Regions from separate parts of the Mus musculus genome. Here regions 1 and 2 are each linked to region 3. Evidence: chromatin loops called from intact Hi-C (ENCODE). Cell type or tissue: left cerebral cortex. All regions are shown on one strand.

Region 1 (5,000 bases), 83 kb after region 3:
CATTTGCATCTTACACAGGCACAAAAGCCCTTTCTTAGCTTCTGACCACTAGCAACTTATACAAGAGGTAAGAAAGAAGCCGGTATACTTCGATATTGCTGTTCATCACCAAAGGAAGTCAAGACAGGAACTCACACAGGGCATGAACTTGGAGGCAGGAGCTGATGAAGAGGCCATGGAGGGGCTGCTGCTTACTAGCTTGCTTCCCCTGGCTATAACTGGCTGTTTAGCCTTGGATTTGTCAGTTTCTTTGCTTATAAAGAAAAAAACTGACAAATCAAGAAAGAAGCCTGTACTCTTCAGGGGAAAAATATGATTTTTTATTTATTTTTATTACTTTATTTTTATTTATTTATTTTTTGACAAATTGAGCACTGTGGCTCACAACTGTAATGTTAGTATTCATGAGGCTGAAACAGGAGAAATGCCAGGAGGTTATGGTTAGCCTGGCCCATGTAGCCAATTTCAGGCTAGTCTGGCCTAAAGAGTATGCCCCTATTGCCACCACCACCCCCCTGTACAAAAAGGTATTCGTTCACATGTAAAGGTTATAAATATCAAGTTCTTCAGCCTCTGTCATACCTCCTCCTTCCAAGACTCAGGGAAATTTTTGAAAAGGGGAACAGAAAAGTATAAAAAGCAGAAGTAGTTGATAGCTCATAGGAGACTGACTTCTGGGCCAGGCAGGAAGCTCATGTAGGAGAAGACAGTGATGCTGGGGTTCCAAGCCCCGAGATCCCAGAAAGCAAGTCATTGTCAGCTCCAACCTTCTTCCTGCCTGCTCTGCTCACTCCCATGTCACCTACAGCTAGGAGACAGCAGCAGCCAGGGAGACGGAGCCCCAGGAACACAGAGGTGAGTAAATGGGTCCTGCGATGCCTATTGCCCACGGCCACCTATGTGTACCTGATGCAGTGACTCCTTCGTGGTGCCACATCTCCTACAGAACCCATGAATCTGAAGGGCTCTCCAAGCCTCACTAACTGAGAACCCAAAATACAAGATAAATACCCACAGCAGGGCAGGAGACATCTGTAGACCACTGGCAGATACTGATACCCACACTAAGAAATACTTCATTTTCACTCTGAGCTGGAGACTTGCACACATTCTCATTTAATCTTTAAAATAAATCGCAAGGCAACTAACTTCTTTGTTTTATAAGCAAAGAAACTGACTTATCCAAGGCCAAACATCCAGTTATAGGTAGAGCCAGGATCCTTCTCAGTGGGCCTCAATCCCGACCCAGTCCCTGCACTTTCAAACAGTAATACATTAGCAAATGTCGTCTATAGAACCCTACTAAGTATAGTAGCCTGTGTCTCATTTTCAATCTTATCTTACTTTCATTTTAATTAAAGTATACACTATGATGAACCCAGAGGTATTTGGCTTCCATTTGGTGGTCATTTCTATTCTAGCAGTGTACAGGTTTATTTTGTGTGTCAACTTGACACAAGCTGGAGTTATCACAGAGAAAGGAGCCTCCCTTGAGGAAATGTCTCCATGAGATCCAGTTGAAAAGCATTTTCTCTATTGGTGATCAAGGGGGAAGAGCCCAGCACATTGTGGGTAGTGCCAACCCAGGGCTGGTAGTCTTGGGTTCTATAAGAGAGCAAGCTGAGCAAACCAGGGGATCGAGCCAGTAAGCAGCACCCCTCCATGGCCTCTGCATCAGCTCCAGCTTCCTGACCTGCTTGAGTTCCTGTCCTGACTTCCTTTGGTAATGAACAGCACTATGGAAATGTAAGCAGAATAAACCCTTTCCTCCCCAACTTGCTTCTTGGTCATGATGTTTGTGTAGGAATAGAAACCCTGACTAAGACAAGCAGCCTATCAGCATGAGGAGGGGGAGGGGTGGCAGCCTATCAGCATGAGGAGGGGTAAGGGAGAGGAAAAGAGGGGGAGGAGGGAAATCAGAAGGATGGAGTTAGTGCAAGTCATACTGGACACTGAAGTGAACCATTATGCTTGAATTTTGCAGACTAACTTTGGGAGAGTCAGTGCTGACTATATAACATGCTGAAGACTTGACAGCCTGCCAGTAACACTGCCCCACATCCCACAGGACCACTGCCAAGGGGAATCCCAAAGGGCAAAGCAGCCACAGTGATTCTCAAAATATAAAGCTCTTCCCCGACCCATCAAAGCTGCACTCGCACCCGCCCACATGACGGGTGAAGCTGCCTAGCCAGTGTGTGCTGCCTTGACTCTGGTCCACTTGGCTTTCCACCCCTCCAAGGCAAGGGCCACTGTCAAGTATCTCCTGTGTAAATACTTCTGGAGCAAGATGGCATTGAGTCCTATGGCTGGGTTTGTGGGTGGTGTTTTGATGCTCTTTAAGGAGTCAATTGCTTCCTCGAGCATTTCAGAAACTATGGAGATGGAGACTGTTCTTTAAACACACCCCTCCCTGAGTGAAGGAAGATTCTTGTCTAGGTAGCATCATCTAGTGGGGAATCTCTGAGCTGCAAGCCAACAATCTATCACAGTCGGATTGATGCTTTTAGAGCCTACAGAAAGGGCTTCTCCATTTCATTCATCATCTTCTGCAATATCTACCATATATAAATTTAGTAAACTTCTATTAAGGCAATAAACATAAAATGAGCCTCAAAAGCACGAGCAGTTCTTCTAGCACGATGGACAGGGATCTTGTCTGGCTGGAACCAAGTTTTGGTTTGGATTCTCAGAGCTTCTGGCATATGTGTGTGTGTGTGTGTGTGTGTGTGTGTGTCCACCTCCTACTGTGTTGCTCCACTGGAAGCTACCCTATCTACCATCTCAAAGGATGGATTAGTAAACCATTCTTGCAAGGCATTTGAGCAACTCACAGAAAGAGATGTTTGAAGTACAAATTATTATTTTTAAAGGTTTCCCAAGAGCGGGCCAGCAGTTACTACAATTACTATTCAGTGAAGAATCTTAAGTGCACACAGCAGACACGCCTGGCGAACTCAACTGTTTCCATGGGTCTTAAAGGTTTAAACTAATCACACCTGTATGGTTTCTGAAGATAATCTGATGGCTATAACATACAGAGATAGATAGCTTCATTACCACAAATGACTCCAGAGCAATCCAGGAGAGAGGAAAGCCGCTACTGTTATGCAGATGTTGCTGCCTAGAGCTAACCCAACTCCTTCCTGACACCTTGGCTGGCTCTAAGTAATAGGATTTCAGAATGTTACTGACTGGCTAAGAGGGTTTCCCATCTGTAAAATGAGAGAGAACTGCCACTAATCTCTCCAGCCTTAGGAATGCACAATGGCTTTTGTGGTTTGTACAAAATAACAACAGTGAGAGTCATATCCAAGTCATACAGCCCACCCTTATCTCTGTGCTTCCGCCACCCTGGAGGCAGTCTCTACACTGAATACAATCTGGCTGCCCAGTGACTCGCAGTGGCTGTTCTTGCTCAAAGTTCGCCCTACCTCAGCCACATATCACTCATTCCAACATCCCATTTAGCCACAAGAACCAATCAACAGATAAAAGATGTTGGGGAAGAAAAGTGCTTCCTTGGTCCATCAGAAGAACTTAGATCACGAGCAATGAGTGATTCTAACTCATCAACAGAAATAGCACCAACTGCCAGGGTCAAACGTGGTGTCCAGGTGAGCAAATACATTTACCCAGCGTTGGCTAAAGAAATTCAACACTAGTGCTGAAAATTGATGGGTGCAAAGGGCTCTGTCTAACTTGAAAGATCAGACATTCTGTCACCTTCACAGAGCTTCAGTGTCATGCACTGTATTAGAATTCTGCAGAGAAAAAGAGCCAATATCCATTGATAAAACAGCAACAACAAAACTTAAGACGCATCCGAAACACAATTGTGAGGACCAGAGTCTGTATTCCCAGGACACACATAAATCAGTGTGTGGTAGCACATATCTGTGACCCCACAACAAAGAGATAGGAGGCAGAGGTAAGAGAATCCCAGCTAATCTGGCATAGATATCAATAAACTATAAAAATTCTTCTGAGTTACAGAGACAAAGTTTGGAGCTGAGATGAAAGGATGGACCATGTAGAGACTGCCTTATCCAGGGATCCACCCCATAATCAGCATCCAAACGCTGACACCATTGCATACACTAGCAAGATTTTATCGAAAGGACCCAGATGTAGCTGTCTCTTGTGAGACTATGCCGGGGCCTAGCAAACACAGAAGTGGATGCTCACAGTCAGCTAATGGATGGATCACAGGGCTCCCAATGGAGGAGCTAGAGAAAGTACCCAAGGAGCTAAAGGGATCTGCAACCCTATAGGTGGATCAACATTATGAACTAACCAGTACCCCGGAGCTCTTGACTCTAGCTGCATATGTATCAAAAGATGGCCTAGTCAGCCATCACTGGAAAGAGAGGCCCATTGGACACACAAACTTTATATGCCCCAGAACAGGGGAACGCCAGGGCCAAAAAGGGGGGGTGGGCGGGTAGGGGAGTGGGGGCGGGTGGGTATGGGGGACTTTGGTATAGCATTGGAAATGTAAATGAGCTAAATACCTAATAAAAATGGAAAAAAAATAAAAAATAAAATAAAAATTCTTCTATCAATTCAATGTTGTCCTTACACTGTCACATGCCATGGCAACCCTTACACATATGAACATACACACACACACACACACACACACACACACTCACACAATGATGTGAAAAAGACTTATGATATACAGAGCTATGGAAGCCCACTGGGAGATCGTTTGCCTCTTATGCACAAAGCTCTGGGTTCAGCTCCTAACTGAAGGGGTGGGCAGATACACGATACCTCTGTGCCAGTCAATGGGCACAGGATCGTTCCAGGGGTCCACAGTACATCGAGAAGATAATACATCAGACACACAGATATGTTCAAGCTATTAGAAAGTGCTCGCCTGACAAACCATGATTAACATGTGCGGTGACACCTGTGCACCTGCCGTCTTTTCAGCACTACCTGTCCTACCTTCATCCTGTTGGCCACAATAAAACACTCTGACCAAAAGGACT
Region 2 (5,000 bases), 71 kb before region 3:
ACATAAATGGTCCTGCTTGCTTCTTTGAAAAAATAGTCAGGATTTTTCAGCAAGAGAGGGACACTGGTATGTGACACAACTCGGACCATTGTCATGTAGCCGACATCTTCCTCAAAGCCCTTGGTTGGGGCGTTGTTCATTCTCCAGATGCAGGATGCATGGTCTATCTCTTCCCCCACCTTCTGCCCGACCATTTGACCTGAATTTGACACGATGGCACAGTGGTTACAGTTCAGTTGCAAAGGCTGAAAAAGAGAAAAATGAAGAGTGTGGTCCCATGAGTGCTTGAGGAATCAAAATGTCATTAGTGTACAATGAATGAGTGTGGAGTTATCACTGACACATCTCTATTCTACAGTCTCTGCTACAGGTGTAGCCTTTATTGGACCTGTGCTGTTATTAGAAAAGTAAATACATCCTGTTGGAAAGATGACTTGACTGTCTGCATCCCTATGTTAGTTCAAAATCATGTGGAGAAGCAGTCATGCCTTTTCTCTCTAAATGAGGAGGTTTATACATTTAGAACCATAGTTTCCAGTGATAAGAAAGTATGAAGCTATTTCTAGGATAAGGACAGTGGCTATAAAAGAAACTCCAGTGGTATATACCAAGTCATGCATTTTGAACTTTGGTGCTATGTATGCAAAGAGTAGGTGGCAGCTGATAATACTATGAAGAGGACACAGACGAGACCCACTTAAAACAGCCCGAGTCTTATGCTGATGTTTAAAAGTCCCCCAAGTCATCCTATTAATGTGCCTCTGGGCTTATGTTGGTTTTACATGGACAAGGTAAGGCCTCTCTTGAGAACATGGAGAGAACACGCATGCAGTTGTTAGAGGCTGAATATGTCTGCATGGAACTAACGAAGACTTGGGAGCAAAACACTGATGTCCAGGGTGATTAGTTAATACCAGTCCCAGCGGTTGAGCCAAGCCCTCGCCTTTGAAATCTGGATCTTCCGAATTACAACTTCTATATCTTCTAAGTCTAGAGTTCCTTCATTTTAGATTTATTTTATTATTTCTTTAGTATTTATGTATACGTGTGTCTCTCTCTATATGTGAATATATTCATGCAAATGCCTATGGTGACCAAGAGAAGGGATAAGATCCTCTCAGTGCTTATAGGCTGTTGTAACATACCTGATCTAGGCACTGGGAACCAAGCTAAGGTCCCCTGCACGAGCAGTACACATTCTAGACCTCTAAGCCATCTGTTAGTCCCCTAAATATCAATCTTCTAACTCACACTAAGGGCTCACTGCTACTAGCAGCATCCTGTTTCCTTGGCTTCTAAAATAACCACACACATAACTTTTGCTACTTCTTTCCCACAGGAAGACATTACTCCATCTTCAAAACAGAAAAAGAAACACTTAGGCGATATTCATCCTTCTCATCCACCATAAGATTACATGGTTTTGGTTCTGAGCTTGAACCCAAATATATTTTGCACCTACTGGAGAAGAGGGTCATCCATACAGGGTCCTGCCCCTCGTTCACTCCTGCACTATGTGCCATCGGGACACTGAACTCCTGTAAGATAGTGCCTGCCTCTGACTTCAACAGGGATGCAGTAGCAGCTCAATTTGTTAAAGTAGAAAATTAAAGACATCAGTTTAAAACAATCAGTTAAGAGTCTGAACACTTTATATCCTTTAAAAAAATCCTTAGAGACCAATTTGTGGTACCCAAATATTCTCAGATGTATGGTCTTCCACTTGATTTGCCAGGATATACTCTTAAGGAAAACTGCCCCCCCCCCCCCACCTCCTGTTTGTATTGCTAGGGATGGACAGGAAAGAGAAGGGGACCTAGGAATAGTTGGGGGTGAGGGTAAATACAGTTGAAATACACATGACACTCTCTAAGAAGTAATTTTTTTAAAAAAAGTCTGAAAACTGAGCTAAATACTAGGAAGAAACAGACTTCCCCCTTTAGTTTGGAACTGTTGATTTAGGTGGGAAGAGAAACGCAATCAAGAGGAAAGGTCAGCTACTCAGCAGGCTCAGGCCAGCTGTGGCAATCAAGCTAAGGAAAAAATGGCAGGTGAAGCAACTCAGAAAAGTCACTTGGACAATCACCACACAGTGGCCATTGGTCACCTTTCCTGTTGCTGGCACTCTGCCCAGCAGTTTCTGGGTGCCTACCACACAGCAGGTACAGTTCCAAGAGTTACAGCTGAGGTAAGAAATCATACACAAGAATTCCTGATGGAATGAAATGCACATTTAAGTTGTACTTCTATACATGCACACAATAAATATGCCAGCATCCTGCACAATATATTAGACGGTGATCAGTTCACAAAAGAAATTTATGCAACATGGAAACTTCGGAGGTGCGCACGTGTATGTGAGTGTGTCTGTGTGTGCATGTGAGTGTGTCTGTTTGTGTATGTGTGTCTGTGTGTTCATGTAAGTGTGTCTGTGTGCATGTGAATGTGTCTGTGTGTGCATATAGTGTGTGTGCATGTGAATGTGTCTGTGTGTGCATATAGTGTGTGTGCATGTGAATGTGTCTGTGTGTGCATATAGTGTGTGTGCATGTGAATGTGTCTGTGTGTGCACTGGGAGCAATGAAGAAATGTCAGAAAGGCACTGCTGAGAGAGTGTACGAGGGAGGTAAAATCACTAGCCATGAAGGGTTACTGGGTGGAAATGACTCAAAGACATCACCAAGGCCAACTCCAGTGTGGGTGGCAATGCAAAGCTACTGCTGCTGATCCTTTAGGCAGGAGATGGCGATGAAGAAAGAAGCACTCAGCAGAGCCCATGCAGACACCAAGCAGGCACTGGGTGCAGAAAGGAGGCCTCTGGGCATTACTTGCATCCTCTGGCTTCCTGTGCAGTGGAGAGCTTTGACAAAAGAGAAATGGATGACCTGAACTGTGTCTTAACAACTTTGTCTGTTACATGGAAAGTCGGAGCATAAGAGAAGAAGGTTGAAACAGAGAGAGCAAGTGACTGCTCCCACAGAGAAGAGAGCGTGATGAGAAGACAGGAGGTGGTACGGGAAAGCAGAGAGGCCGACAAACTTCTGGGTATATTCTGGGTTGGTCCAGGTACTGAATGTGTGAAAAGCTGGTGCGAGGGGAGACGAGTGAAGAGTTATGTCAGGCTTCTGCCACAGCCACTCCAGACTAGCACAGCTTCCAGCTAGGATGAGAGGAAGGTTTCTAGGAATAAAACCAGGGGGGAAAACCAAGAGTCTGTTTAAAAGGTAGGCAGGGGGATGATGCCTGAAGCAAAGACCACTACAGTATGACTCTTAACAAATCTACTCAAACTGCTTTAAAGAGTTGTCCTACCATGATTATTAAAGAAGTATGGACTCACTATGAAAAACTTAAAAAATTTAAAAAGGATAGTTAAAGTTATTCAGATTTCTATCACTCAACAATGATCACACATATTTCACCACATTGTCCTTTATCTATGTGGGCTGTTGTGTAAAAAATTAGATTTACCCAACTAGGCATCTTTGGTTTCCTTTTGTTTTCGTGTTGGTCTTTCCCATATCAGTAAATAATCCTTAGGGAAGATTTTAGTACCTGTTCATTGCTCAACTACATATATATGCCATAATGTATATATCTGCTCACTCTGGAAATCCAGCTATTGCCTGATTTATTTTCTACCATTTACAAATACTTTGATAAACATCCTTGTACATCCTGGAGTATTTTGGAGCCAACAGTCACTGTGTTTGATAAACTTGTTTCCTTTGGTTTCTTTACTGCTGTAGCATGCACACGCTGGCAAAGGCATCCGTGTATGTTGTCACAACTAAGAATCAGAAAAAGCACGACCGGTTAGACTCCCACGAATCCATTTGTGAGATGCCTTAAAGCACTACAATCGGGCTGCAGAGATGAATGGCTCAGCTACCCCAAGTGCTTCTTGCTCTTGCATAGAGCACCGACTTGGTGTTCAGCACCCATAGGAGCAGTCACTCAGTGCTCAGCACCCACAGAGTGGATCAATCATCTGGATCTCTGGTTCCATGGGGTCCTGTACCTGATTTTGGCCTCTGTGGGCACTTGGCATGCACATGGTATACTTCTAAGATGCATGCACGCACACAGATACAATAAAAATACACATTTTTTTATAAATACCTTTGTGGTCAACAGGCATGGTGACAGATATTGCAATCCAAGCATTTGAGAAGCAGAGGCAGGAGGACCATGAGTTCAAGGTCATCCTGGTGATCTAGAGAGCCTGAGGCTAGTCTGGGATATCTGTTGCACTACCACACAAACAAGTGTGAGAAAAGAACTTGCATATCACCTTGACAAGCTGCAGCAAGCAGCACGAAGATCAGCTACCAAGTTAGCGGAAGTCCAAAGTGGAGGAATACATTAGGACTCGTGAACATAGGTTCTAGACCAGCTCTACCACAAACATTTTCTTAAATAAAGGCTCAAGAGATTGACTTTGGGGATCAGGTGTGGTCTAAGGTATTTCTTTGTCCTTTAGAAGCCAACACTCTTTCAGACAGCATGGACAAGTACGATCTTTTTCAATTTTTGGTAGGGCTTGACAGCCATTACTCAGGCATTACCTACAACCATCGTGAATCATGCTCATCGTGTCTATTACACACCGAATGTTGCGTGGTTTGCTCTGACACCACCACCGTGCACACGGGCAGCGTGATCACATCCCACTGTTCATCCCAACAAGGTCCTTAAGTGGGCAATAAAACCATATTTGGGGTACAGCCTGCACAGAGGTAAAAATCATCAAGAAAAGCTTTGAATGTGTCCTGTAAAATGTGACAATTTGCATTGGATTTCCCAGCCATTAGAATGAATTAGCCAGTTCTGCTGTAACACGGCTTCATTTAGCTAATAAGAATCAGCAGGCTGGTCTCACTTGACAATTGTAACCTCTGAAAGTGATCCATTTAGACATCCCAATCTGTTCCATGACAACGCTGGGAAGCCACAGCTGTGCAGATTATGAGGTCAGCAGCTGACTAACAACTCAAGGG
Region 3 (5,000 bases):
GAGCTTCAAATTAGAGTGAGTAAATGGAGACTTGGCTGCGTGCTTTTGAAAGGCTGCCAGGCTCTGCTCAGCTGTCTTTTCTACATCAACTCTCATGTGCGAAGGAAATCAGAGAGAACAAGTTGCTGAGAACGATGCTCTTCCGCATGTGAAATGTACAGAAATCACAGGTGGTCTCCCGGACTAAATTAGACTTTCAGGGTAAATCAATAGGGTCAGCAAGTGCGTGAGGCAATAAAACTAGACCAGACCAGTCACGGCTAAATAATAAGTTATCCCTGTCAATGTGGAATCTTAGAAAATAAATGGCGGAGGCCACTTTCCAAGCGTACTCTGTATGGGCTATTTTAATTGGCAGGATGCTCTAAGAATAAAATTCTCTTCATGGCAAGTTCTCTCTGAGTTTCTAGAGCATAGATTTTGAGCACCAATGGGAGAAGGGGGTTTTCTCATTGTACAACTGGTAGCGTGTATTCAAATCCAATGTTTACAGATCTCTAAGTTTCAATCTCATTATGGGGCTTCTCAAATAAAACTCAAGCACACATTATAATCCATTAGGCACTGTGGGCGTGTTGGGTTATGTATGCAAGGAGACCAGAGGTCGAGGTTGGGAGTTGTCCTTTATGGTGCTGTGCTTTTTGTGTCTCTCTGTCTCTCTCTGTCTGTCTCTGTGTCTGTCTGTCTGTCTCTCTCATTCCAGGACACTATCCCTCTCTGAACTAGTCAGTTCTAGGGTTTTCTGAGCAGGTGCTGGGGACAGACATGCAGGTCTTCATGATTGTACAGACAAGCACCTGACCAAGCCATCTCCCTGGCCCTTGTCATTTCTTTTTAACATAATACTCTATAAATTACATGAGAGAGTCAATAATATATCATAAAAAAGGTTTTCAGTTAGATTATTTTGACAACAGTTGGTGACTTTAAGTATTCTAAGCTCATTTAAAGAAGTCTAAGCCAAATGTGTTCTGTTTTTTACTTCTCTCTTCTCTCCTCCCTCCCCCTCCATACTTATGGGCATAGGAAAATATACACACATCTATATTCTTAAAATTATTCTTAAACAAATGCATAGGGGCATATGTCAAAGACACACTAGAATCAGTTAAGAGGAATCAATAGGACAATTAAGTTAGTTTAATAGACAACGGAAAAGGCTGCCAGAGCTGAGCAGATGGATAAATGGACAGACAGGAAGGGTGGATGAATATGATCTTCAAGCTACATATCCAGAGAGCATAATGCTCTAGAGTAAGCAACCCCATGCCTGTTAGAAGTCCTTTCCTTGTGGCTGGACGACAGTCACTTGCATCTTGGTTCTCTGCATGTTGGTAGCATCTAAACTTCGCAGGCTCTGGACTGGAACCAATGGTAAAGAGTAAGGCAGATGAAATCCCATTGGCTAACAATCAGGTGATCTTTCAGTAGGCTTGTTAGAAGATGCTCTAGAATGACAGCCACCCCATGGCAGGGAGAGTGTTAGGAAGAGAGGAGGGAGTGCAGAGGGGGCAAGGCTTGTGGTCATGTGAAGCAGACATGTTCCACAAGCATGGCCATTCTGCCCTCAGCAGACATCCTTTGTCCTCCTCTGGCATGTCATTCTAGGTGTCTGCATTGTGCTGATCAGACCCCACAGCCATCAGAATGGTGAGCAGAGTAAACGTCACGGTTTGCTGGCATCCTCAGATATCTCATGATAGAGACACAAATGGACTAAGGCAGATGGCCAAGTAAATGAAAACCTGTGTCAGGTGTCAGCAACAACTCAGGGCGTAGAGTAATGATTCGGGCACAAAGGATGTGGATACAGGCAGGGAGGGGAGGAGACAGGAAATGCACATTCAGAAACGTGATGGTGGAGGGCTTCTCCATAAGCAACATGATTCCAAACCAGACCTTTCTGCAACTTGTATGTGCTTCTCTACCATAACACCATGTCAGCATCCTCTACAACACTTCACCACTTGTGTGTGATTCACTCACATGTTTACTGGCTTCTATTACATCAACGAGTTCCAGGAGGCTCAATACAGGTCTTGTCCCCTAGCTTGGCTCCTAGCTCAGTGTCTGGCATCTAGTGGCTACCATACCTCGGATGGATGGATGGATGGATGGATGGATGGATGGATGGATGGATTGGATAGGTGGGTGCATGGATGAATGGGTGGATGTAGGAATAGATGAAAGGATGATAGATGGACAGATGGTTAGATGAATGAGAGAGTGTACCTCATAAAGTCAATTCTCACAGATGCCTTAAACCACTTTTCATGATCACCTTTATGGCAGAATGCCAGGGAACCATACTATTTCAAGGCACTGGCACACTTTCAGTATTTTAAGCAAATAAAATGCAAAAACTCTCAAAGGGCTTGGGAGATAGGATCACTCGTATGGACTGTCTCTCCTCTTTGTACTCCACAGGCTTTTGCTACAGATCTGGATTGGAAGGAAATGGGACAGAGATTTCTGACCTTGAGGACAGGACAGTGGCACACACAGCAGGGATCGAAAGACTGCCTCCTGCTCTCCATCCTGGCTGCATGCCTGGTTATTTCTGGCTTGGACTACTTTCCGGAGCTTTCTAGGATTCGGGCTTCTGTGCAACTCATAACACATACTGATTTGACCCTTTTTATTTTTTTCCCACATCTCTACATTGGGAGTTTCCCATCCTGCTTAGCAACCCTTCACTTTCCCTTTATAGATGCTCCATGCTGAGAGGCAGCAGCCATGAGGGAGGTGTGAGGAAGGCGCGTGGCTGGAGATGCCCACTTCGCTTCTGTCACTAGGCAGGAGAGGGAAGGCTGCTCTGCTTGCAACATTCTGAGGCGTCATTTATCACAGGAACTACAGAGAATCTGGAGGAACTCATTTGGGGTGTATAATCTAAAAGGATAGCCTGAATTAGTAAGAATAAAAATGTGTATTGCTTGCACACAGACTCTTCAGCATAGAGAAAGCTGAGACACACTTCACCTGTGACCTTACCAGGGGCAGCACTTCAGCATCCTTAATTAGAAACTGCCCGTTTCCTCCTGTGCCTTAGAAAGACAGCGCCCAGATTAGACTCCAGATATCCTCACTGCTTCCTCTGGCAGAGCCTGGCTCCACCAGGGAACTACTTGTTTACAAGGCTGCAGAACCAATGCACCTGCCCGCCCCACCCATTCCACCTGCAAAGCAGGGGCCAAGGTTGTCTAATCACTTGGTGACTTCTCCCCTAGCACAGCTGTGTGCCCTTTCTCAATGCCCTTGACTTTACCACCCCAGAATGTTCTCTTTACTACGAAAGAGGCCACACAACCCCACTCGTATTGTGGAGATCCCTCGTAGACCACAGAGACAATGATGTCCCGTCACTGTGACACACAGACCCATACATTCTAAGAAAATACTCAACTTGGGCTTGCATATCTTGGAATCTTTGGACAATAGCTGTTTTCTCCCCATTCAGCATATACAAAAGTAAGATCTCATAGCTCACAGATGCACAGAGGGAACACAGCCACAGTGACTAATATTTGTGTCATGCTTTGAAGTTCACTGCAAGGTGCCCATCAACATAAGCACCCCTGGCTGTTCTCTGACCCTGTGCTTCCTCCCTGATGAGATCACGTGATCCTGCAGTGTCTTGTGAGAACACTCTATCTGCATGGCTTCTCCATCCCTTCCCATCCCTAAGTGCAGAATCTCTGAATGCAGTGGCTCCAGCCTCCATGTGCATCTCTATGGATCACGAGTGTCTGTCTTCTGGGAGTTATCAATCTCCTGACACTGGATTAGAAGAGGAACCTGTCCCGTGTTGCTCACACCCTACCCCAAGTGCCTCAGATAGACACGCAGGAGACACTCGCTTATCGTAGATGGTTGTTGATGAGTAACTGAGCTGACTTTATACTGGATCAAGTCTTTCTTTACAGGAGCAGCCTAAGGAGGAGAAACGCTTAGTTCCATGTATAATTCCCATTTGCGGCAAACAAGACAGCTTAAAGCAGTTCAAGGCATATCTGCTAACTGTACCTTGCTGGACACGGCTGGGAATGATCTGGTTTCTTGCCTTTTCTGGATTCTAGAAACTTCCACAGTTCACTGGCTAAAGACCCATTTGTCCATCTTCAAAACTGGCAGCAGGGCCTCCTGGACTCTCCCATCTCTAACCTCAACTTACACAGACATGATTGGCTAAGTGGGAACAAAATTTCTTTCTCCAGGCCCTTAGTATCACCAACCCTGAAATAGCCCATTTGGCATGAAAGGGAACATATTTACTGGTTCCAGGGATTCAAGCTGGAAAGTCTCTGAACAGGACTATTCTGTCTGCCATCTTAATCCCTCCCCTGCAGAGGTGATTGGAGAGACAGATCACAGATTATGCTGTGAAACTCCTTGATGGTCCATCAGAACTGGAAGAAGGGAAGGTGCCTGTCAGAAGAGAAGTCACTGGTATCCACGTGTGTTGGTCTGAACACGGCACCTACAAGCGTATATATTTGAGTTGGTAGAGTGTGGCCTTGCTGGAGTGGGTGTGGTCTTGTTGGAGGAAATGTGGGCTTTAAGGGTTCAAAAGCCAAGTCAGGCCCAGTGGCGCTCTCTCTCTCTCTCTCTCTCTCTCTCTCTCTCTCTCTCTCTCTCTCTCTGCTGCCTGTGGATGAAGATATAGAACTCTGAGCTCCTTGTCCAGCACCATGTCTGCCTGCACGCCGCCATGCTTCTCACCACGAGGATAATGGACTAAATCTCTGAACTGTACTCCAGGCCCAATTAAAGATTTTCTTTATAAGAGTTGCTGTGGTCATGGTGTGTCTTCACAGTGACATTACATTGTCAAAGTCACCACATCACACTTGGCCCTCCTTACTATTCCTCATCTCTCACCATTATGACAACGGTCTTTCAGTAGTTACCGATGTCTCATGAACAAAAAATCACCACCGAAAAAGCCCACTGTTACAGCAGTGGACAGAGATGTCAAGCCTCAGAGGCAACATCGGTCC

The links. Peaks named below come from ENCODE experiments on the same cell type or tissue, not always from the same donor. Only the 100,000 strongest peaks of a DNase experiment are listed, where the experiment ranks them.
Region 1: a loop joins it to region 3, with 2.1 times the contacts of the local background. A loop is called at or near these places in 2 of 42 quality-filtered maps.
Region 2: it touches region 3 in a loop (2.2-fold over the local background); 2 of 42 quality-filtered maps call a loop at or near these places.

What each region holds. Positions count from the first base shown.
Region 1 is chr3:153,565,685-153,570,684 of GRCm38, forward strand. All of the region lies in intron 1 of St6galnac3 (ST6 (alpha-N-acetyl-neuraminyl-2,3-beta-galactosyl-1,3)-N-acetylgalactosaminide alpha-2,6-sialyltransferase 3), which reads right to left. Among named protein-coding and RNA genes, the nearest start is that of Gm32721, 22 kb to the right of the region's middle. In left cerebral cortex, a CTCF peak has its summit at 2,465; a DNase peak (open chromatin) is centred at 2,386.
Region 2 is chr3:153,411,627-153,416,626 of GRCm38, forward strand. St6galnac3 (ST6 (alpha-N-acetyl-neuraminyl-2,3-beta-galactosyl-1,3)-N-acetylgalactosaminide alpha-2,6-sialyltransferase 3) reads right to left here. Exons shown (of 5, transcript NM_011372.2): 3 at 1-245. Among named protein-coding and RNA genes, the nearest start is that of Gm46831, 95 kb to the right of the region's middle. In left cerebral cortex, no CTCF peak of the experiment used is centred here; a DNase peak (open chromatin) is centred at 2,775.
Region 3 is chr3:153,482,249-153,487,248 of GRCm38, forward strand. The region is part of intron 2 of St6galnac3 (ST6 (alpha-N-acetyl-neuraminyl-2,3-beta-galactosyl-1,3)-N-acetylgalactosaminide alpha-2,6-sialyltransferase 3); the gene reads right to left. Among named protein-coding and RNA genes, the nearest start is that of Gm46831, 25 kb to the right of the region's middle. In left cerebral cortex, no CTCF peak of the experiment used is centred here; DNase peaks (open chromatin) are centred at 23 and 2,696; H3K4me3 peaks cover 103 bases; H3K27ac peaks cover 1,470 bases.